Linked DNA regions of Homo sapiens: region 2 is linked to region 1. Evidence: chromatin loops called from intact Hi-C (ENCODE). Cell type or tissue: IMR-90. All regions are shown on one strand. Each heading gives the region's core, and the rest is flanking DNA. Links, peaks and the distances in the headings are about the cores only.

Region 1 (5,000 bases), core at 1-5,000:
TCAATAATTTTATAATGGAAAAATTAATCATTTTGAAAGCACTTGGAATATATAGAACAATATGTATAGTACACTACTATTTATGCAAAAAAGGATACTTAAGTAGACATATATGTCTATTCCTGGAATATTATACAAGAATCTGAAACACTGACTGTCTTCAGAGTGAAACTGGGTCCCCTAGGGGACAGCAGAGGAGCAGGCTTTTCATTCTCTATCCTTTTGTAGAATGACTTTTGAATTTTACACTGTATGCCTATATTAGCCCTTTGTAAAGGTTAAAATGTTTTAAAAACTAAAACTGTTACATCACTCTGCTACATTTGTTTTGAAAATACTATCTTCATCAAGTTTTATGAGGCAATTGTTTTGAAGGGGGCAAGAATGCTTCTTGGTTGTTCATTCTTTGTGAGGACCTTTGCGTGAGTCATCAGCTGCCCGATAATGCCAGGAAAGGGTTTTTTAAGTAGATGAGGAAACTCAGGCTCAGAGAAATTCAATGGCCCGCCTGAGGTCACGTGGCAAAATGCTCCAGGGTTTGAACTTGAGACTGTTTAGCACTGAAGTTGATGCTGTATCTACTCTCGCTGGCTGACCCCTGGCGAGTAGAAGGAGGTAGCCACCAACCAGTGCTCACATATGGCATTTCTTTTTTCTTTTCTTTTTTTTTTTTTTTTTGTTTGAGACAGGGTCTGGCTTTGTCGCCCAGGCTAGAGTGCAGTGGCACGATCACAGCTCATTGCAGCCTCAATATCCTGGGCTCAAGCAATCCTTCCACCTCAGCCTCCTGAGTAGCTGGGACTACAGGCATGCACCACTATGCCCGGCTAATTTTTGTTTATGCCCCCACTGATCTTGGACTCCTGGGCTCAAGCGATCCTCCCGCCTTGGCCTTCCAAAGTGTTGGGATTCTAGGCATGAGCCACTGCGCCAGCCACATATGGCATTTTTTTTAAATTTAACTTTTATTTCAAGTTCAGGGGTACATGTGCAGGTTTGTTATATAGGTAAAATTGTGTCATGAGAGTGTTGTACAGATGATTTTGTCACCCAGGTATTAAGCCTAGTACCTATTAGTTAGTTTTCCTGATCCTCTCCTACCTCCTACACACACACAGCATTTCTTTACCTCTTGTCTCAACTTTTGTTTTCTCTCATATTTGAAATGTAAATACTTGGCCAGACACAGTGGCTCATGCCTGTAATCCCAGCACTTTGGGAGGCCGAGGTGGCCAGATCACCTGAGGTCAGGATTTTAAGACCAGCTTGGCCAACATGGCAAAACACCATCTCTAATAAAAACACAAAAATTAGCCGGGCGTGGTGGCGGGCGCCTGTAATCCCAGATACTCGGGAGGCTGAGGCAGGAGAATTGCTTGAACTCAGGAGGCGGAGGTTGCAGTGAGCCAAGATTGCGCCACTGCACTCCAACCTGGGCGACAGAGTGAGACTCTGTCTCAAGAAAAAAAAAAAAAGAAATGTAAAGATTGATCATTAGTGTTTAAGGAAATCCTGTTATTTGAATACAATCCCTTATTTCACAGAAAAAGGACAGCTGGTGAACTGTGTGCCCTCATATCCATAAACACCAAGGGCATCTGTGCGGCTCCCCTGACACAATAACTTTGGGGGTACCCAGCTCGATGGGAGAATGTGTCTTGCAGGTTCAACCCCATTATGCGCTTGCAAATGGCGTAACTAGGCTAACTCTGGCCTAGTTTCTCAGTCTTCAGAATCTTATCGTTGATTTATGAGGCAATGTTTACGTGGCTGTGCTTGGCCATAACTCACAAAACCAGGAAGCTCAGCAAAGCCAATCTCCAACAACTCTCACTACTCGAAGCCTTTTCTCAAACCTCTCGACCTAGCCATGTGCACACTCTGCTCCTCAACGGCTTCCTCATCCCTGCAGCTCCCAACATCCCTGTCCTCCTCACTGATGCCTCTGCCTCACCCCTCTCACCTGACACTCCGCTCTGCTTCTCCATCCTGGTTCTTTTGCTTCCTTTCTCAGCCAGAATGTGCCCTCTTCCCCTGGTTGGGCCACCTTTTGCTGCCCAGGACAAACACTCACAGTCTCATCTGTCCCTGGGACTCCGTCTCCACACAGCACTTCTCTGGCAAAGCCCCTCCTACATTTGGCCCCACAAGCATTTTTTTTTTTTTTTTTTTTTTTTTGAGACGGAGACTCACTCTGTCGCCCAGGCTGGAGTGCAATGGCGTGATCTCGGCTCACTGCAACCTCCGCCTCCCGGGTTCAAGCGATTTTCCTGCCTCAGCCTCCCAAGTAGCTAGGATTATAGGCACCTGCCACAATGCCCAGCTAATTTTTGTATTTTTAGTAGAGACAGGGTTTCGCCATGCTGGCCAGGCTCAAGCATGGACATTTTATGAGTGGAATCCAACACTAGTAGCCACAGCCTCAAAGCATCTTATGTGGACAGGAAGCCCCACTCCAAGAGTAGAGCTGTTGACTTAGAAAGCAGCAGCCTAACCTCCCTGAGGGCAGGGACTTGGCCGTTGTGTACATTCCCTGCCTGTTCCTATTTCAGTTCCTGACACATGGAAGGTGCTCACTATATATTTTTAATAAATTAGTTAATTGATTAATTACATTTTAAATAATTATAGTATGACAGTTTCATAACAATGAAGCTGTAGAAGAAGGCATGGTCTGACAGCCCCACCAACAGTCAGGAAAGGGACAGGGTTTGGGTGACTTAGCTGAGCCATTATGGCCATCTAGTGGCAGAACAGCGACATCACTGGTTTAGTCAGATAGTGGAGTGGTTTTTGATTTTTGTTTTTGAGGCAGGGTCACTCTGTCGCCCAGGCTGGAGTGTAGTGGTGTGATCTCAGCTCACTGCAGCCTCTGCCTCCCGGGCTCAGGCGATCCTCCCACCTCACCCTCCCAAGTAGCTGAGACTACAGGCTTGTGCCACCACGCCCAGCTAATCTTTGTATTTTTTGCAGAGACTGGGTTTTGCCATGTTGCCCAGGCTGTTCTCAAACTCCTGGGCTCAAGCGATGCGCCCACCTCAGCCTCCCAAAGTGCTGGGATTACAGGTGTGAGCCACCGTGCCTGGCCGATCATTGTTTTGTTTTGTTGTGTTTTAAGATAAGTTGTAAAATTAAAATGTTGATAGCAGGGTGGGAGGTGGGGAGAGACAAAAATAAAAGAAGAAAAAAAAAAGTAAAATGACGATAGCAAACATATTGTATGAGAAAGAGAGAGAATAATGAAGAGAGGAGTCAAAAGATGGGAGTGAAATTCTTGGGAGAGCTGCAGAAGGGGAGTATAGGGAAAAGGGGCCAGGTGGCTCCTGTACTTGTCAAAGTTGACATCCAGCATGCCCGCCTTCTCCTGGCTGATTCGCAGCAATGGGGTATCCAACCGCCGAATGCAATCCTTGTCCAGACTTGATGTCCACTCTTGGAAGGTTTTTCGAACCAGCTCATCAATGGCCTGGACCATCTGCTGATAGGTGTGCACACTCTCCTTTCCAGTCCCAATACGGGGCAGGAAATGAGCACCAGCAAGGCACTGAGGGGAAGAAGAACAGGTGGGTGGAGTCGGCCTGCCACCTTCCTCCAGGGGCCACCATCTCCCTGAGACCTACACATGCGCGCATGCGCACATACCCCAACAATATGCATAAGGCTTGCTATGGAGATGGATTGAGTTTTGATAACTTAGAAGGAAGGTAGAGTCAAAAAGGAAGGTGATAGGAAGAGACCAAGGCGCAATGAGAAAAGGAGTCAAAATGAGGAAAGAGAAGCACAGAGAATTTGTTTAGGAAAAAAAGCTGGGAGAAAAAGGTCAGTCACAGAAGGAGCAGGATATGAGGCACAAGGTTGAAAACCAGTATCAGCCCTTCCTAGCCTGGGCGTAGTCCACCAGGCCCAAACCAGCCTCCAGCTATCTGCAGGCTGCCTAACTCTCTACCAGCACCAGCTGCATGATGGCAGGTCACTACCTCAACAGCTTTCAACCTTTATTCCCAAAGGGTGTGTGTGTTCATTTGTTTGTTTTGTTTGTTTGTGACAGAGTCTCTCTCCACCACCCAGGCTGGAGTACAGTGGCGCGATCTCGGCTCACTGCAACTTCTGCCTCCAGGGTTCAAGCAATTGTCCTGCCTTAGCCTCCCAAATAGCTGGGATTACAGGTGCCCGCCACCACACCTGGCTAACTTTTTGTATTTTTAGTAGAGACAGGGTCTCACCATGTTGGCCAAACTGGTCATGAACTCCTAACTTCAAATGATCCACCCACCTTGGCCTCCCAAAGTGCTGGGATTACAGGTGTGAGCCACCGCACCTGGCCCCAGAAAGTTTTAAAACAATGTTTTTCTGTTGTTTCTTTGTGCTGTCTTTCCAGAGAGACCAGGCTCTGTAAGGGTGTCACCTGTCCAGGTCTCTGGATCATGAGGCTGTATCTTCTACTGACCCAACACCCCAGATACCGGCCCTATTCCTCCTCTGCAGCCTGATATGAAATTCCTAAAATGAGGCCGGGCGCAGTGGCTCATGCCTGTAATCCCAGCAATTTGGGAGGCCAAGGTGGGTGGATCACCTGAGGTCGGGAGTTCGAGACCAGCCTGACCAACATGGAGAAACCTCTTCTCTACTAAAAATACAAAATTAGCCGGGCGTGGTGGTGCATGCCTGTAATCCCAGCTCCTGAGAGGCTAAGGCAGGAGAATCGCTTGGACCTGGGAGGCGAAGGTTGCGGTGAGCCGAGATCACACCACTGCACTCCAGCCTGGGCAACAAGAGCAAAACTCCATCTCAGAAAAAAAGAAAAAAGAAAAAGAAGCCGGGCGCGGTGGCTCACGCCTGTAATCCCAGCACTTTGGGAGGCCCAGGTGGGTGGATCATGAGGTCAGGAGACTCAGACCATCCTGGCTAACACGGTGAAACCCCATCTCTACTAAAAATACAAAAAAATTAGCTGGGTGCGGTGGCGGGCACCTGTAGTCCCAGCTACTCGGGAGGCTGAG
Region 2 (6,030 bases), core at 1-5,000, 150 kb before region 1:
GCCCTCCAAGTTGCTAAGAGCCAGAAGAGAAGAAAATTAACAGGTCGGCAAGTTCCTTGCCCCTGATCTCAGACTTACCACCTCAGATTAATCCTCTACCAGCTCATTTTATCTGCTCCACCTCTCATCTCTGCCAACTACCCTTAGGGAACCACTTACTTAAATCTCTCTGGGGTGAGGAAGTTCAGGAGATGGAAGAGCTCCTCCAGATTATTCTGCAATGGGGTTCCTGTCAGCAGCAACTTATGATCTATCTTGTAACCATTGAGAACCCTGAAAAACTAAAAGATGGGGCAAGGCAAGGCAGGAAAATGGGCTTATTAGTGACAAGTGACCGACCCACAGCATCAGCCTTTCCCTGCCCCAGCTCCCATTTCACTCAGGATCAGAGGCCCCAAATCTCTGGCCCTCTCCCTCTTCCAACCTGGACGTCCTCCCAGACTACAGAAAATCCCCAGAATTTTTGTTGTTTTTTAGGACCAAGGCAAGTGGGAAGTCCACAACTTCAAGTTTTTTAGGTCTGGAAACCTCACTCACCTTGGACTGGTTGTTCTTGAGTCGATGGGCCTCATCTACCACAAGACAGGCCCAGCGGATGGAACCAAGTGCTGCCTGATCAATGGTGATCAGCTCATACGATGTCAGGAGAACATGGAACTTCACCTGTGCCTCCCTCTGCCAACATAATTATTGCCCATTCAGCTGCCACCTGACAACCATGCACCTACACCTCCAGAACCAGACACCTTGTCCTGACTGTGGCTCCCAACAGGAGCCATTACTCTGTTCTCCAAGCAGGGATTACAGACCATGGCTCCTAAACCTCTGCCCACATTTCCAGTACCGACAGATCCATGTATGCCCCTGGGAGTACCTGCCATATCTCTAGGATGGTAGTGCAGAGACAGGAGGACAGGTGGAGGAAGAGGAGAAAGGTGAGGAGGGGAATAGAGAAACTGAATTCCTGGCTGAGAAAAAGAAGTGACAGCTTTGAGGGTCTCAGAGGATATGAGGTAGAGGGTCTTACCTTCATCTTAAAAGCTTTCTTGCCCCCTTTGATGGCATTGTCCTCAAAGGAGAATTCATTCTCACGAATGATGGCCCGGCTGTCCTTGTCACCCGTGTATGTCACCACATAGAATTTGGGTGCCCACATCTGGAACTCCCGCTCCCAGTTAATGATGGTAGAGAGTGGGGCACTCACCAGGAAGGGACCTTTTGTGTGGCCCTGGGAGTCAAGAATGGGGGCAGCATAAGTCTAGGCTAGAGGCCGTATACCCTAGTCCTCTGCCAGCTACACCCCTTTATCTTCCCCCTCCCCACTTCCCCAGTCCAGGCGGTCCCCTTCAAGGTCCTAGAATCCAGCACCTCCTTGTAGAGTGAGTAGAGGAAGACGATGGTTTGTATGGTCTTGCCTAGCCCCATCTCATCAGCTAGAATGGTGTCAGTGCCCTGGGCCCAGGAGAAGCGTAGCCAGTTCAGCCCTTCCAACTGATACATGTGCAGGGTGCCTCCAGTGGCTGTGATAAACCGTGGCTGAGTCTCATATTTCACGGTAGGCTATAGAGACAAGAAGTCAGAAAGCTCAAGGAAATAGTCGGCGGCTCCTCCAGTCTTAGTCTCTTCCTCCCTGGCATGGATACCAAGTTGGATTACAATTCCCTCTACTATGGCCTGAGTTTACAAAAGTTCTCACATCTAGTCTTCAGCCCCTCCCCCTCATTCCTTAAGACAATATCCAGCAGCACCATGGGGAAGGGCCAGCTGGTGACAGAGCCACCAGTGGGCTATCTCTAGTGGCTCCTGCCCTTTCAGGCCAAAATTCTTAGCCACTCTTGGGGCAAGACTGGATGCTGAAGGAAGAGCTACTGTTCACAGAGGTTACTGAATCTCTGGGAAGTTCCATCAGTAGCCCTTGGAAAATCTTCGATCACCATCACTCCAGAAACAAGAAATGACAACTGAGAGGACTCACATCATTAGTGGGAGAACTGGGAGGCCCATCACCCTGTAGCTCCTTCTTCTTCTTCTTATACTTGCGGGGCTGGGCAGGGTCTTCCCCCATAATTAGTTCTCTGGAAAAAGAGTGGGTCTGAATGAGGCCTCATCCTTGGGAGTCCTACGCTTTCTTTTCTGAACCCATTCCAGACCTACTTCCCACTGTCCATGACCTAGATTTTCCCATATTTCCTTTTTCCCAGGCTCTTTACCCTTGCCCTTTGGATTTCACCTCAAGAGCCAGCCCTCCCCACTCTTGAACATCCTCTTCTCCACTACTCAGCCAGATCTTGTTTCTGTTCCTTACACTACCTCTTTAGCAAGCCTATCTCAAACAACCCAGCTCAGGTGGCCATTGCCCTGAACTCCAGGTTGAATCAGGCCCTACTGTACCCTCATTTTATGCTGGAGTTTTGGCTTTCATGCCCTCATCGTCAGAATCCCTTGAATCCACAAGCTCATTCCCTCACCGGTGTCTCCAGTAGCTTTGCTTATGTTCTTCGTATTCAGGGATATTCATTTCATCTTCCTCCCACGTGGACTGGTCATATGGTAAGTCCCTCCATTTTACTAGATAGTGGTAATTCCCCTTTTTATCCACACTGTGGGGCAGGAGGCCATGGGGAGGAGCAGGAGGAAAATATTGCACAGATCACAAACAGAAAGAAGGCCTGAGAAACGCAATTATCAGCAAACACACAAAATTTGTCACCCAACCGTCAACAGTGAGCTGCTGGAAGGGAGATTGGAATAGTTGACCTAGCAGCCTAACCTTCTCAGGATGGTATCCTAAAAATCAGCTATCACAAAACATTCCTGGAGATCCCTCCTTATCATTTGTTCACCTAATCACTAAGTATTTTCCTCATGGAACTCAGAGTCTCGTGGGGAAGGCAGCATTGAAATAACTAAATACATACCATTAAGTTTAGGCAGTAATAAGTACTATGAAGAAGAAACATTCAAAACACTGGTCTGGATGAATTATGTCTCTCATGTTTTGCTTTCATGCCCTCATCCCCAGACTCATGTGCTATGTCTTATGCCACTGGAGATGACAGGAGGCAAAGGACAAAAGAGGCACTGCCTGGCCGGATTTTCCTCCTGTTTTCTCCCGTTCCCCTGGAGGAAACAAGGCCAGAAAGGCTGGAGCTACAGCAGAGGTTATCAAGGTTAGATCAATTACCTGGTTAATCAGCAAATACTAACATGGGGCCATCACCATGGTAAGAATAATGTCATATACCAGGTCTGACTTCCCAGGGACCGAGGATTCACCTGTGGTTGATGATGCGGTGGACGGTCATCCACTCTGGCTTGATGCCAAAACGATAGTACTTCTCCTCCATCTCAGCATAGTGCGGGTCTTTCACTTTACGCTTGTCGCTCTTCCCATCATCCTCGCCGGAGCCATAGTCCAGGGGTGGGGGCTCATCCATGTCATTCTTCCGCTGGTAGTTTCGATACATAACCAAATGGAAGATTTCCAGCTAGCAGGGCACAGAAAAAAGGGAAAGAGATAGTCCTGACACTCACAGAGGACAACAAGGAACCGGGAAGAGGCCGGCAGGAGGAATGGGACAGGGAAAGGGAGCTATGAAAAAGGATGGATTGGCCCAGGCACGGTGGCTCATGCCTGTAATCCCAGTGCTTTAGGAGGCTCAGGCGGGTGGATCACCTGAGGTCAGGAGTTCAAGACCAGCCTGGCCAACATGGCGAAACCCCGTCTCTACTAAAAATACAGAAATTAGCCAGGTGTGGTGGCGCACGCCTGTAATCCCAGATACTCAGGAGGCTGAGGCAGGAGAATCGCTTGAATGCATGAGGCGGAGGTTGCAGCGAGCCAAGATCACACCACTGCACTCCAGCCGGGGCAATAAGAGAATAACAGGCGCGTCCCAGCACTTTGGGAGGCAGAGGCAGGTGGATCACCTGAGGTTGGGAGTTCGAGACCAGCCTGATCAACATGGAGAAACCCCGTCTCTACTAAAAATACAAAATTAGCCAAGCGTGGTGGCGCATGCCTGTAATCCCAGCTACTTGAGTGGCTGAGGCAGGAGAATCGCTTGAACCCAGGAGGCAGAGGTTGCAGTAAGCCAAGATCGTGCCACTGCACTCCAGCCTAGGCAACAAGAGCGAAACTCCATCTAAAAAAAAAAAAAAATAGAAAAAAAAAGAAAAAGGATGGATTAGAGATAAATGAGTCAAAGCCAAGACGGAGAATAAATAAAATGAAACAGATGCAACAGTTTCAGAAGACAAGGCCTGGGTGGGGCTCTTACAAGCAAGAGATAGGGAATGGGATTAGAAACATTGAGAATTTTTTTTTTTTTTTTTTTTTTTTTGAGATAGAGTGTCGCTCTGTCGCCCAGGCTGAAGTGCAGGGACACGATCTTGGCTCACTGCAAGCTCCGCCTCCCGGGTTCACGCCATTCTCCTGTCTCAGCCTCCTGAGTAGCTGGGACTACAGGTGCCTGCCACCACGCCCAGCTAATTTTTTTGTATTTTTAGTAGAGATGGGGTTTCACCATGTTAGCCAGGATAGTCTCGATCTCCTGACCTCAGGTGATCCGCCCACCTCGGCCTCCCAAAGTACTGGGATTACAGGCGTGAGCCACCACACCCAGCCGAGAATTTTTTTTTAAACAGAGATGGGGTTTCACTATGTTGCCCAGGCTGGTCTCAAGCAATCCTCCTGCCTTGGCCTCCCAAAGTGCTAGGATTATAGGTGTGAGCCACCATGCCCAGCCAGGAATATTATAAAACATGGAAAAAGACAGATAAGGAAGGACATGAAGTTAGGAAAGGCTATGCTATATCTGAGGGAAGGAAGCTAACGGAGACTGAGAGAAAGAGGACTGTAGACCAAAAGAACCACATATGGAAACTAAGCAAGTAGGGTATGAAGGCCACAGGCCTGAAATGAGAGAAAACAAAGAGTATGGGAACCCAACAAACAGAGGAGTAAGAGAGGGAGAGGATGGCAGGAAATGAGGTCATGGGGGAGAGGGAAAGAAAAGGTCCTAGTACCTGAAGCTCCTTGGCCCAGGAGCAGTGCCAGTAGGATAGTCCTACCCACTTGACAAAGAACTCTCGCTCTGATCTGCCTTGAAGAGGACGGGGGGGTGGGACATCTGGATTTCCATCTGCCTGTTGAGGGGCTGGCACTGCTACAGGTGGCTCCCCCCACCGCCAATGTAGGATCTTCTGCACTCGACCCTTCAGCACGGGGCACTTTGGGATGGACACGTACAAGGAGGAGGAAAGAAAGAGGCAGAAAGAACCCATTGTTAGATGAGAAGATAGGGGTCCCACAAGGGTGGGGGAGTGCAGAGAAATGAAAAGCTGGACATGTGGGCCCCAGGGATGGGGGAAGGGATCAGGCCTGACAGTAAATACAGAGGGGAGATGTTTCCACTCACTGTGCATCGGGGACACAGCCATTCACCATTGGGAATGTCAGGCAGGGGAGGGTTTAGACAATGAATGTGGTAGGAGGAGATGCACGCGTCACAGCACAGGAGCTCCCCGCCGTCCTTGCATACGCGGCAGTACTCCATGTGATCATCCTCCTCCTCCTTCTCCCCTTCTTCCTCTCCCTCCTCTTCGTATTCTTCTTCTTCCTCCTTGGCCTCCCACTGGACCCCCTCCTTCTCCTAGGGGGCCAAGGATAGACACACAGACAGATGGAAGAAATTAAGGAATGAAACTGGAAGATACAGGCAAAGACAGGACACCTGAATCCTAGAAGTGCAGAGAAGACTGGTGGGAACTAAGGAAAAGGACACTCCAGTTTCAGAAATGTTGATTGTGGGAGAAAGGAATACATTAGGATCCTAGACACTCGGACATCTGTTACTAAGAAGTCCAGCCATCTGGGGGCAGGAAGAGGGTAAGTGAAACCAAGGGGGAAAGAGATGGGTGGGTTCCTCAGGGCCATCAGATGCTGGCATTAGGTACTCACACAGTGAGGGCAGCTCCATTTGCCCTCTGGAGCCCGGTCAAGCTCAGGATCAAGGCAGACGAGGTGGT

The links. A loop is a pair of places that touch in the nucleus more often than their neighbours do. Peaks named below come from ENCODE experiments on the same cell type or tissue, not always from the same donor. Only the 100,000 strongest peaks of a DNase experiment are listed, where the experiment ranks them.
Region 2: it touches region 1 in a loop (6-fold over the local background); 13 of 110 quality-filtered maps call a loop at or near these places.

What each region holds. Positions count from the first base shown.
Region 1 is chr17:7,741,472-7,746,471 of GRCh38, reverse strand. DNAH2 (dynein axonemal heavy chain 2) reads right to left here. Exons shown (of 86, transcript NM_020877.5): 12 at 3,330-3,544. Among named protein-coding and RNA genes, the nearest start is that of DNAH2, 26 kb to the right of the region's middle. In IMR-90, for the core only: CTCF peaks have their summits at 215 and 2,718 (motif pointing left); DNase peaks (open chromatin) are centred at 431 and 2,721; H3K27ac peaks cover 326 bases.
Region 2 is chr17:7,894,541-7,900,570 of GRCh38, reverse strand. CHD3 (chromodomain helicase DNA binding protein 3) reads right to left here. Exons shown (of 40, transcript NM_001005273.3): 8 at 5,963-6,030; 9 at 5,421-5,654; 10 at 5,029-5,232; 11 at 3,277-3,488; 12 at 2,469-2,600; 13 at 1,976-2,075; 14 at 1,369-1,560; 15 at 1,028-1,228; 16 at 538-675; 17 at 160-281; 18 at 1-13. Among named protein-coding and RNA genes, the nearest start is that of CHD3, 8.8 kb to the right of the region's middle. RefSeq lists an enhancer at 5,624-6,030. In IMR-90, for the core only: a CTCF peak has its summit at 2,599; a DNase peak (open chromatin) is centred at 2,570.